Linked DNA regions of Homo sapiens: regions 1, 2 and 4 are each linked to region 3. The links are chromatin loops, found by intact Hi-C in ENCODE. Cell type or tissue: B cell. All regions are shown on one strand. Region 1 overlaps HIP1 (huntingtin interacting protein 1). Region 2 has its middle 9.4 kb from the start of CCL26. Region 3 has its middle 36 kb from the start of SPDYE5. Region 4 has its middle 3.7 kb from the start of RCC1L.

Region 1 (2,500 bases), 110 kb after region 3:
CTGAGCTGGTTAAGCTGGAAACTTCAAAGGCAGCCTTAATTCCTCCAGCAACAATCCCCGCTCCCACTCCATCTAATCAGGTCCCACATCCCTGCGATTCTTTCTTGCAAGTAGCTTCCAATCTATGTCTTATTGACTATTCCTTCCCTGGATAAGACTTTCGACAACAGCCTCTGCCTTCAGTCTCTTCCTGTCCAATTCATCCTATACACATCTAATTGTGACTCCCTACTGGCCAGCCCATCCCAAATAGAAAAAAAGAAAAAAACAACAGGCCGGGTGCAGTGGCTCATGCCTGTAATCTCAGCACTTTGGGAGGCTGAGGTGGGAGGATTGCTTGAGGCCAGGATTCTAGACCAGCCTGGGTAACAGAGTGAGACCCTGTCTTCAAAACAAAACAAAAAACCCTTCTGGTTGGGTACGACGGTTCACACCTGTAATCCCAGCACTTTGGGAGGCTGAGGCGGGAGGATCACCTGAGGTCAGGAGTTCAAGACCAGCTTGGCCAACATGGTGAAACCGTCTCTACTAAAAATACAAAAATATCTGGGAGTGGTGGCGCATGCCTGTAATCCCATCTAGTCAGGAGGTTGAGGCAGGAGAATCACTTGAACACGAGAGACAGAGGTTGCAGTGAGCTGAGATCGCACCACTGCACTCCAGCTTGGGCCACAGAGTGAGACTCTGTCTCAAAACAAAACAAAACAAAACCCTTCTATGGTTTATTTGGTTCTCAATGCTATAGACATATCTGCCCCCATTCTTGTCTATCCTCTCTCATCCTCCCACCCTGCCCATCCATCAAACTGCTCATCTGTGCCCAGGATGCTCCTGGAAGGTCCTTCCCTCTTCCTGAGCTTAGAAGTGTCTTTCTCATCCTTCAGGACTGACCTCAAATGTTACCTTCCCTGACCCATCGGACACAGCCAGTCCCTTGGGAGTCCCTTCCCACAATGGACAGCCTTGAGCACAGCCTGCATTTCCCTAGGATGGGAGGGTCTGAGCCCAGGACTACCTGGCTCACCTGTGAGCAAACTCAGGCCAAAGTTGGCCTCACTGGTCTTTGCATCTTGAGTGCCCTGGCCCTTACTTCCAGCCGGAATTCCAACCCCACAGCACTCCACGTTTAACATCCACTGAAAAGCACACAACAGGCCTAGAAGGCTCTCAGTTCCTTGACGTAATTCGTACAGAAGGTGAGGTGGGCGTGTCTTGGTAGAGGCTGACACCTACTGGTGAGTCGAGATTCTGCAGCCTAGCCCTAAAGACCACACTGAGGTTTTCACTGCCAGACTCTGGCAAGGCTTTATAGCCTCCTTTAGAGGCATAGAAGTCCATTAATTCCCAGTAATGATATTTAAGATAAAAAATATTGCTTATGAAAGGGCCTTAAGTAACATATGTTACTATGCTAATGCTAGCAGTAGGCGTCTACAGAGGGCTGTAACGTTTACAAAAGGTATTTTTACTCATTATTTCATTTCACCCTTAAAAAGTCAGGAAAGGGGCCAGTTGTGGTGGCTCATGCCTGTAATCCCAGCACTTTAGGAGGCCAAGGCAGGAGGACTGCTTGAGCCCAGGAGTTCGAGACCAGCCTAGGCAACATAGTGAGACCCCATCTCTATTTCCATTTAAATTAAAAGAATTTTTTTAAGTCAGGAAAGGCGTAGAATGGGTATTATTATTACAATGCGTATTTTGCAGGTATTGTGGAAGAGTGCATGGATGAGACCTGGGAAGGGCAGTGGGATGGGAAGGGTTAGTCCAAAGGTTCTGTAACTTTGCCTACAGTGTTTTAATTTTTATAAGGAGAATGTAATGAAATGTTATTACCTGCATAATAGAGATGGCTATTAAAAGAAATAATAGGGTATGGCTGGGCGCGGTGGCTCACACCTATAATCCCAGAACTTTGGGAGGCCCAGGTGGGTGGACCACTTGAGGTCAGGAGTTCAAAACTAGCCTGGCCAGCATGGTGAAACCCTGTCTCTACTAAAAATACAAAAATTAGCTGGGCATGGTGGCAGGCACCTGTAATCTCAGCTACTCGAGAGGTTGAGACAGGAGAATCACTTGGCCCTGGGAGGCGGAGGTTGCAGTGAGCCAAGATCCCGCTGCTGCACTCCAGCCTGGGTAACAAAGTAAGACTCTGTCTCAAACAAACAAACAAACAAACAAAACCAAAACAGAAATAAGAAAGTATGGGTAGGCCCTGGAGGTAGACAGATCTCAAGTTGAATTCTGGCTCCATTTCTTTCTAGATATGAGCAAGTTCCTTAACCTCTCTGAATTTCAGTTTCCTTACCTGAAAAACAGGCTAATAAACATTATTCCTCCCAGGGTCAATGTAAGAATTAAAGCACCCAGCACAGTGGGTGGCTGGCTCTTGGCTCCACACACCTGTCTCTCAGCTTACTTGGTGGCTAGCTCTTGGAAGCTTCTGGATAATTTTGTTTTGTTTTGTTTTTGAGATGGAATTTCACTCTTGTTGCCCAGGCTG
Region 2 (2,500 bases), 230 kb after region 3:
CTCCCACATCAGCCTCCCAAGCAGTTGGAACCACAGGTGTGCACCACCACACCCAGCTAATTTTTTGTATTTTTGGTAGAGACGGCATTTCGCCATGTTGCCCAGGTTGCTCTTGAACTCATGAGCTCAAGTCATCCTCCTGCCTCGGCCTCCCAAAGTGCTGGGATTACAGGCGTGAGCCATTGCACCTGGGCTATTGTTCACATCTTTATGTCCCTGTGTGTTCAGTGCTTAGTTCCCACTTGTAAGGGACAGCATGCTATATTTGGTTTTCTGGTTCTGTGTTGATTCACTTAGGATAATGGCCTCCAGCTGCATCCATGTTACTGCAAAGGACATGATTTCATTCTTTTTATGGCTGCATAGTATTCCTTGGTGTATATGTACCCCACTTTCTTTATCCAGTCCACTGTTGATGTGCACCTAGGTTGGGACACTATGAATGTCTTCTTCCTCTTTTTTTTTTTTTTCTTGAGATGGAGTTTCACTCTTGTCATCCAGGCTGGTGTGCAATGGTGCAATCTCAGCTCACTGCAACCTCTGCCTCCTGGGTTCAAGCAATTCTTTTGCCTCAGCCTCCCAAGTAGCTGGGATTACAGGCATGCGCCACCATGCCCGGCTAATTTTTTTGTATTTAGTAAAGACGAGGTGTCACCATACTGGTCAGGCTGCTCTCGAACTCCTGACCTCAGGTGATCTGCCTGCCTCAGCCTCCCAAAGTGCTGGGATTACAAGCGTGAGCCACCGCGCCAGCCACTGTGAATGTCTTCAATTTCTCCCTCCTCATTTCGTGAAACTGAAGCCCAAGGAGATAGTGTCTCCCGTCAAACTCTCAGGTGTGTTATCTTGTAGGGGATCTTAATTGCTTTGTGTGTATTTCATTGCTCTCCAATGAAATGTACCCTCTGAAGATTGAGCTCAGTCTTCCTTCACTTTTGTCTCTTCCCTGCCCGCCTCCCAAAGAGATTGCACATGACTCTAGATTTCAAGTAGATCCTTGGTAAAGACTCACAGAATAGACTTTTCTGTAAATCTGCCAGTTGTCAACAGTGCAGTGGTAGGAAACTTTAAAAGATGGTAGGAGACTGTTCCCATCTGCTGGTAAACTTGTAGAACTACAGCTAGAAGTCCCTCTTCTTTATAGAGCTCTCAACCAGGAATTTGTCTTGCAAGCTTGGATGTCTGGATCTCTTCCCCTAGGTACTCTGCTCTGATTCAGAGTTGAGCCTGGGCAAAGGGTGTCTGGCAGTATTTGTATTTGGTGGCATATTACACAGATGTTTCCCAAGTCTTTCATTTGTGCAAGATAGAATTAATCCCTGAGGCCTGGGTGGTGTGGCTCACATCTGTTATCCCAGCACTTTGGGAGTCTGAGTGAGCACTTTTGGGGCTCACTTGAGGCTAGAAGTTTGAGACCAGCCTGGGCAACATAAGACCTTGTCTCTATAATTTTTTTTTTTTTTTTTGAGACGCAGTCTCACTCCGTCGCCTGGCCTGGAGTGCAGCCGTGTGATCTCAACTCACTGCAACCTCCACCTCCCAGATTCAAGCGATTCTCCCGCCTCAGCCTCCCGAGTAACTGGGATTACAGGCAGGTGCCACCACACCTGGCTAATTTTTGCATTTTTAGTAGAAACGGGTTTCATCATGTTGGCCAGTATGGTCTTGAACCCCTGGCCTCAAGTGATCTGCCAGCTTCCACCTCCCAAAGTGCTGGGATTATAGGGATGAGCCACTGGGCCCGGCCCCAAAAATTTTTTTTGTAATTATAATAATACTTAAAAAAAAAAAAAAAAAACAGGCTCTCGCTCTGTCACCCAGCTTGGAGTGCAGTGGTGCAATCTCTGCTGATTGCACCCTCCAACTTCCCGGGCTCAGATGATCCTCGCACTTCAGCCTCCCAAAGTGCTAGGATTACAGGTGTGATCCACTGCACCAGGCTTCATAATACTAATTTATTATTATTATTATTTGAGACAGAGTCTCATTCTGTCACCCTGGCTGGAGTGCAGTGGTACAATCTCAGCTCACTGAAACCTCCAACTTCCTGGTTCAAGCAATTCTCTTGCCTCAGCCTCCCGAGTAGCTGGGATTACAGGGACGTGCCACCATGCCCAGCTAATTTTTGTATTTTTAGTAGAGACAGGGTTTCACCATATTGGCCAGGCTGGTCTCGAACTCCTGACCTCGTGATCTGCCCACCTTGGCCTCCCAAAGTGCTGGGATTACAGGCATGAGCCACCACGCTCGGCCAATAATATTTTTTTTAACTAAAAAAATGAATTAATCCCCAAACGCAGGAGGCTTCAGTCTGGTAGCAGAGCTAAGAACATCAATCACCATATTACAATTGTATAAAAGCGCTGTACACGGGAAACAAAAGGTGCCAGAGGCCAGAGACAGCCACTGCTGTTTGGGGACATGACAAAAATCACCGAGGCCTTCTGAAAAACGTGACCCTGACATTCTTTTCTTTTTTCTTTTTTTTTTTTTTTGAGAT
Region 3 (2,500 bases):
GAGTTCTACTATGAGTAATTCCATCCACAAAGCCAGTGACCTGGTCAAGTCACCCACCTGCTAAGGCCCAGTCTCTTCCCCTAGCAACTGAGGCAGCAGGAGAGAATCCCTGCAGGCTGTTCCTGCATTACTACGATTCTCCCAGGGCAGATCTAAGGGGCGAATCAGCAGACACTTAAATGAGAGAACAGAGGTGCTGAGGGACGTTTAGAGGCGGTCGAAATCTGGAGCACGGAGAGGAGGAGGAAGGGCTGTTAGGGGTTAGCGGGGAGTGGAGACGACGTCCGCAGCTGAGGGTGGTGACACCCTCCACGCCCCCGTAAGCCTCGTCCTCCCAGATCTTCCCATGCAGCGCCTGTTCCGTGCAGCCGGACCCTGCCCTCGAACCCAAACACACGTCTCTCCTGCAAGCGATCGGGACCCTCCCCCTGCCCCACACTCAAAGGTCCCCAACACACGGTGACTTCACCCAGGCCCTTCTCGCTCTGGGCCCGAAAATCCCAGACTTACCCTCCTGGGGCTCCGCAGCCTCTGCCCCCCGGCTCCCGAGAGGCCGGGGCGGGGCTGCTGTCGCTGGCGCGCGCGTCTGCTCGCGAGGTCCCCTCCTGTCCACCTCACCAAGGCTGTTCTGCTCCCGAGGGGCCCGGGCCGGGCCTACGGGGCAAATCCAGGCGGGTGTCCTTCTGGGGGCCCAGATCCGCCTCCCTGGGGCTCACCATACAGCGACGGCCTAGTCTAGGCCGCCAAGGACACATACGGGCCAGGCCCGGGTCCCGCCGCCCCTTCGCCTCCGCCGCCACTTCGCCTCCGCCGCCACCTCAGCCGACTCCCTCCCGGCCCCTCTGGCCCCAGCGCCGCCGACTCCGGGGCTCACGCTCCGGGGTCCCCGCTTGAGCCTCCACCCGGCCCGCGCGAACCCTGGTCTGCACAGCTCCGCGTCCGCCTAGGTGCTGGCCCGGGCGGTCAGCATCCAGCCCCGCAGGCTATGCGATGCTCGTCCACTGCAGGCCAAACCCTAGGAACGAGAGCAAGCGGCGACCTGAAGACTCACAGGAAGCGAGGGCAGTGCGGCGGCAGCGCGCATGCCCGAACACGCACGCCGGGAGAGGTGCACACGCGCAGGAGTGCACCGGAAGTCCGCCTCCCAGGGCCCACTGCTGGTCTCCGGACAAGTACTGGACTCTATTTCCCATGAGCCTATGCGCCTCACAAGTTTAGGGGCGGTTTTAAATGTCTCTACCCCGCCTAGAGGATAAGAAACTCCAGGCTATGAGCTTTGGCAGCCCTGAACACCGGACTGAACTTCACGTTTGTCTTTACTCCCTTTTAGTCCAGGGCTGCCTTACTGGGTCCTGGAGCCCAAGTCCTCTGGGTTAGAACCGAGTTTCCCATAAGGAGAAGGAAAGGAAAGGGTGTCTCTTGGTCACTGCGCTGAAATGCTAAGAGAAGTTTCACTCAAATACTAGGACAGGATAAATGCCCAGCGATGCTTTCCAAGGAACAAAAAGAAAAAAGAACTTGTAGCCGGGCGCGGTGGCTCACGCCTGTAATCCCAGCACTTTGGGAGGCCGAGGCGGGCGGATTGCGAGGTCAAGAGATAGAGACCATCCTGGCCAACATGATGAAACCCTGTCTCTACTAAAAATACAAAATTTAGCTGGGCTAAATTCGAGTTCTCTCGAATTCCACTTTTGCTCAGTTTTTCTTTGTCAGCACTCATTGTCAGGAGTGTTTAAGTGCTGTACCTGGATCCACTCACCTCAGCCTCCCATGTTGCTGGGACTACAGGTGTGCACCACCACACCTGGCTATTTATTATTATTATTTTTTGTAGAGATGGGGTCTCCCTATGTTGCCCAGAGTGGTCTTGAACTCCTGGACTCAAGTGATCCACTCACCTGAGCCTCCCAAAGTGCTGAGATTATAGGTGTGAGCCACTGTGCCCGGCCAACTACTGTTCTTTTTAAATTACCAGGTCTCAGGTACTGTTAAAGCAGTACAAATGAACTAAGAAACTGACTGTAGTAAAAATACATTAAACTTGGTTATTTTATTTTTTATTTATTTATTTTTATTATTATCATTTTTTTGATATGGAGTCTCACTCTCTCACCCAGGCTGGAGTGCAGTGGCGCGATCTCAGTTCACTGCAACCTCCACCGCCTGGGTTGAAGCAGTTCTTCTTCTGTCTCAGCCTCCCGAGTAGCTGGGTTTACAGGCGCCCACCACCACGCCCAGCTAATTTTTGTATTTTTAGTAGAGACGGGGTTTCGCCATGTTGGCCAGGCTGGTCTTGAACTCCTGACCTCAGGTGATCCGCCCACCTCGGCCTCCCAAAGTGCTGAGATTACAGGCGTGAGCCACTGCACCCATCCTAAAGTTGGTTATTTTATTTATTTATTTATTTATTTATTTATTTATTTTGAGACAGAGTTTCGTTCTTGTTGCCCAGGTTGGAGTGCAATGGCGCGTTCTTGGCTCATAGCAACCTCTGCCTCCC
Region 4 (2,500 bases), 450 kb before region 3:
AGCCGAGATCGTGCCCCTGCACTCCAGCCTGGGCGACAGAACGAGACTCCATCTCAAAACAAAAAAACAAAAAAAACTTATCTCCGTCTCTATTCCTTTATTCCTTATCTCTGTCTTTATTCCTTTATTTTTTATTTTTTTGAGACGGAGTTTCACTTTTGTTGCCCAGGCTGGAGTACAGTGGCGTGACCTCAGCTCACTGCATCCTCCACCTCCTGGCTCAAGCGATTCTCCTGCCTCAGCCTCCTGAGTAGCTGGAATTACAGGCGCCCACCACCACGCCCGGCTAATTTTGTTTTGTATTTTTAGTAGAGACGGGGCTCCACCCTATTGGCCAGGCTGGTCTCGAACTCCTGAACTCAGGTGATCCACCCGCCTCGGCCTCCCAAAGTGCTGGGATTACAGGCATGAGCCACCGTGCCCGGCCTATTTATTCATTTATTTACTCATTTTTTAGAGACAGAATTTGGCTGCACTTGAGTTGATAAATCTGAGACATATATTGATAAAGGACAATTATGTAAATATTATAAATATAGTTAATATTAATAGTTAATATAGGGAATATTTATATATTTACGAAATGCATACACAGTTCAGCTGGGTGGAGTGGCTCATGCCTATAATCCCAGCACTTTGGGAGGCTAAGGCAGGAGGACTGCTTGAGCCCAGGAGTTCGAGACCAGCCTGGGCAACATAACAAGACCTTGTCTGTATACAAAATTTAAGAATTAGCCTGGCATGTTGGAGCCCACCTGTGGTCCCAGCTACTTGGGAGACTGAGGTGGGAGGATTCTTGAGCCTGGGAGGTCGAGGCTGTAGTGAGCTGCATTTGCACCACTGCACTCCGGCCTGGGTGACAGAACAAACCCTGTCTCAAAAAAAAAAAAAAAAAGAAAGAAAGAAAAGAAAAATTTTGAACTGAACTTTCATAAGCAGGACTGTCCTTTTATCTGAGTTTGTGTCCTTTCTAGTTTTTTGGTTTTCAACATCTGATTTTTTTGTTTTTTCAAAGTCTGGCTTTTTCATCAAGGCTGGAGTGCAGTGGCACAGTCTCGGCTCACTACAACCTCCGCCTCCTGGGTTCTAAGTGATTCTCCTACCTCAGCCTCCCAAATAGCTAGGATTACAGGCACCCACCACAATGCCTGGCTAATTTTTGTATTTTTAGTAGAGACGGGGTTTCACTATATTGGCCCGGCTGGTCTCGAACTCCTGACCTCAGGTGATCCACCTCCTGACCTCAGGTGATCCACCTCCTGACCTCAGGTGATCCACCTGCCTTGGCCTCTGTAAGTGCTGGAATTACAGGCGTGAGCCATCCCACCTGGCTCAACGTCTGGTCTTTTACAAACTCATAATGACAATAGGATAGTAGGTTTTAAAATTTTTTTTACTTGTCAATATTTTAATAACCCTATGTGAGTTTCTCAAATTTCTAAAACATTTTACTATTAGGGGATATCCAAAGGACACAAGCCTTGGTTTAGTATTTTGAAGATAAAAGGACAAACTGCAATGTGAACCGCAGCCACGGGGTGGCAATACTTACCCACCAATTCTGTCTCCTATGAAAGGCTAAAACATCCTAAACGTCTATTTGGCCAATAAAGAGCTGGATTTGTAGCCACAACTGGGCTTTTCTATTTTGCTATCAAAACTTGGTTGGTTTTGTAGACTGCTTCTGTGCTAGAAAATACTTACTTTTCTGGCTTGGCGTGGTGGCTCACGCCTGTAATCCCAGCACTTTGGGAGGTCGAGGCAGGTAGATCACCTGAGGTCAGGAGTTCAAGACAAGCCTGGCCAACATGGTGAAATGCTATCTCTACTAAAAATACAAAAAAAAAATTAGCCGGTCGTGGTGGCAGGTGCCTTTAATCCTAGGTACACAGGAGGCTGAGGCATGAGAAATGCTTGAACCCAGGAGACAGAGGTTGCAGTGAGCCCAGATTGCGCCACTGCTCTCCAGCCTGGGCGACAGAGAGAGACTCTGGCTCAAAAACAAACAAACAAACAAACAAACATGAAAAAAACTTGGCTGGTTTTGTAGACTGGTTCTATGCTAGAAAATACTTACATTTCTGTCCAAATTTTTGCTTGGAAAAGATGGTACTACTGTCAAACTATCAGCTATCTCAGAGTATCCAAATGTCTGCTAACGTTAGCCAAGCTAATTTCTTCACCACCTATGATGACATTTTCCTGTACACATTCTAATTATTTTGACGTTTGATGTAGCTGAAATTCTCTAGTCTGGGAAAGAGTGAACTTAACTAACCTTACATTTGTTTGTTTGTCTGTTTTTGAGACAGAGTCTCACTCTGTTGCCAGGCTGGAGTGCGGTGGCAGGATCTTGGCTTACTGCAACTTCCTCCTCCCGGATTCAAGCAATTCTCCTGCCTCAGCCTCCCGAGTAGCTAGGATTACAGTGACCTGCCACCACGACCGGCTAATTTTTGTATTTTTAGTAGAGTCGGGGTTTCACCATGTTGGCCAGGGT

Evidence for each region. Hi-C counts contacts between places; a loop is a spot of excess contacts. Peaks named below come from ENCODE experiments on the same cell type or tissue, not always from the same donor. Only the 100,000 strongest peaks of a DNase experiment are listed, where the experiment ranks them.
Region 1: it touches region 3 in a loop (14-fold over the local background); 23 of 110 quality-filtered maps call a loop at or near these places.
Region 2: a loop joins it to region 3, with 4 times the contacts of the local background. A loop is called at or near these places in 29 of 110 quality-filtered maps.
Region 4: it touches region 3 in a loop (7-fold over the local background); 6 of 110 quality-filtered maps call a loop at or near these places.

What each region holds. Positions count from the first base shown.
Region 1 is chr7:75,641,844-75,644,343 of GRCh38, forward strand. All of the region lies in intron 1 of HIP1 (huntingtin interacting protein 1), which reads right to left. Among named protein-coding and RNA genes, the nearest start is that of HIP1, 96 kb to the right of the region's middle. In B cell, CTCF peaks have their summits at 1,235 (motif pointing left) and 1,437; a DNase peak (open chromatin) is centred at 1,208.
Region 2 is chr7:75,761,538-75,764,037 of GRCh38, forward strand. No RefSeq gene overlaps it. Among named protein-coding and RNA genes, the nearest start is that of CCL26, 9.4 kb to the right of the region's middle. In B cell, CTCF peaks have their summits at 1,106 (motif pointing left) and 1,306; a DNase peak (open chromatin) is centred at 1,074.
Region 3 is chr7:75,527,055-75,529,554 of GRCh38, forward strand. It overlaps the pseudogene PMS2P3. Among named protein-coding and RNA genes, the nearest start is that of SPDYE5, 36 kb to the left of the region's middle. RefSeq lists a silencer at 719-868 and an enhancer at 985-1,279. In B cell, no CTCF peak of the experiment used is centred here; DNase peaks (open chromatin) are centred at 417 and 1,127; H3K4me3 peaks cover 1,721 bases; H3K27ac peaks cover 1,757 bases.
Region 4 is chr7:75,076,213-75,078,712 of GRCh38, forward strand. No RefSeq gene overlaps it. Among named protein-coding and RNA genes, the nearest start is that of RCC1L, 3.7 kb to the left of the region's middle. In B cell, CTCF peaks have their summits at 1,524 (motif pointing right) and 1,723; no DNase peak of the experiment used is centred here.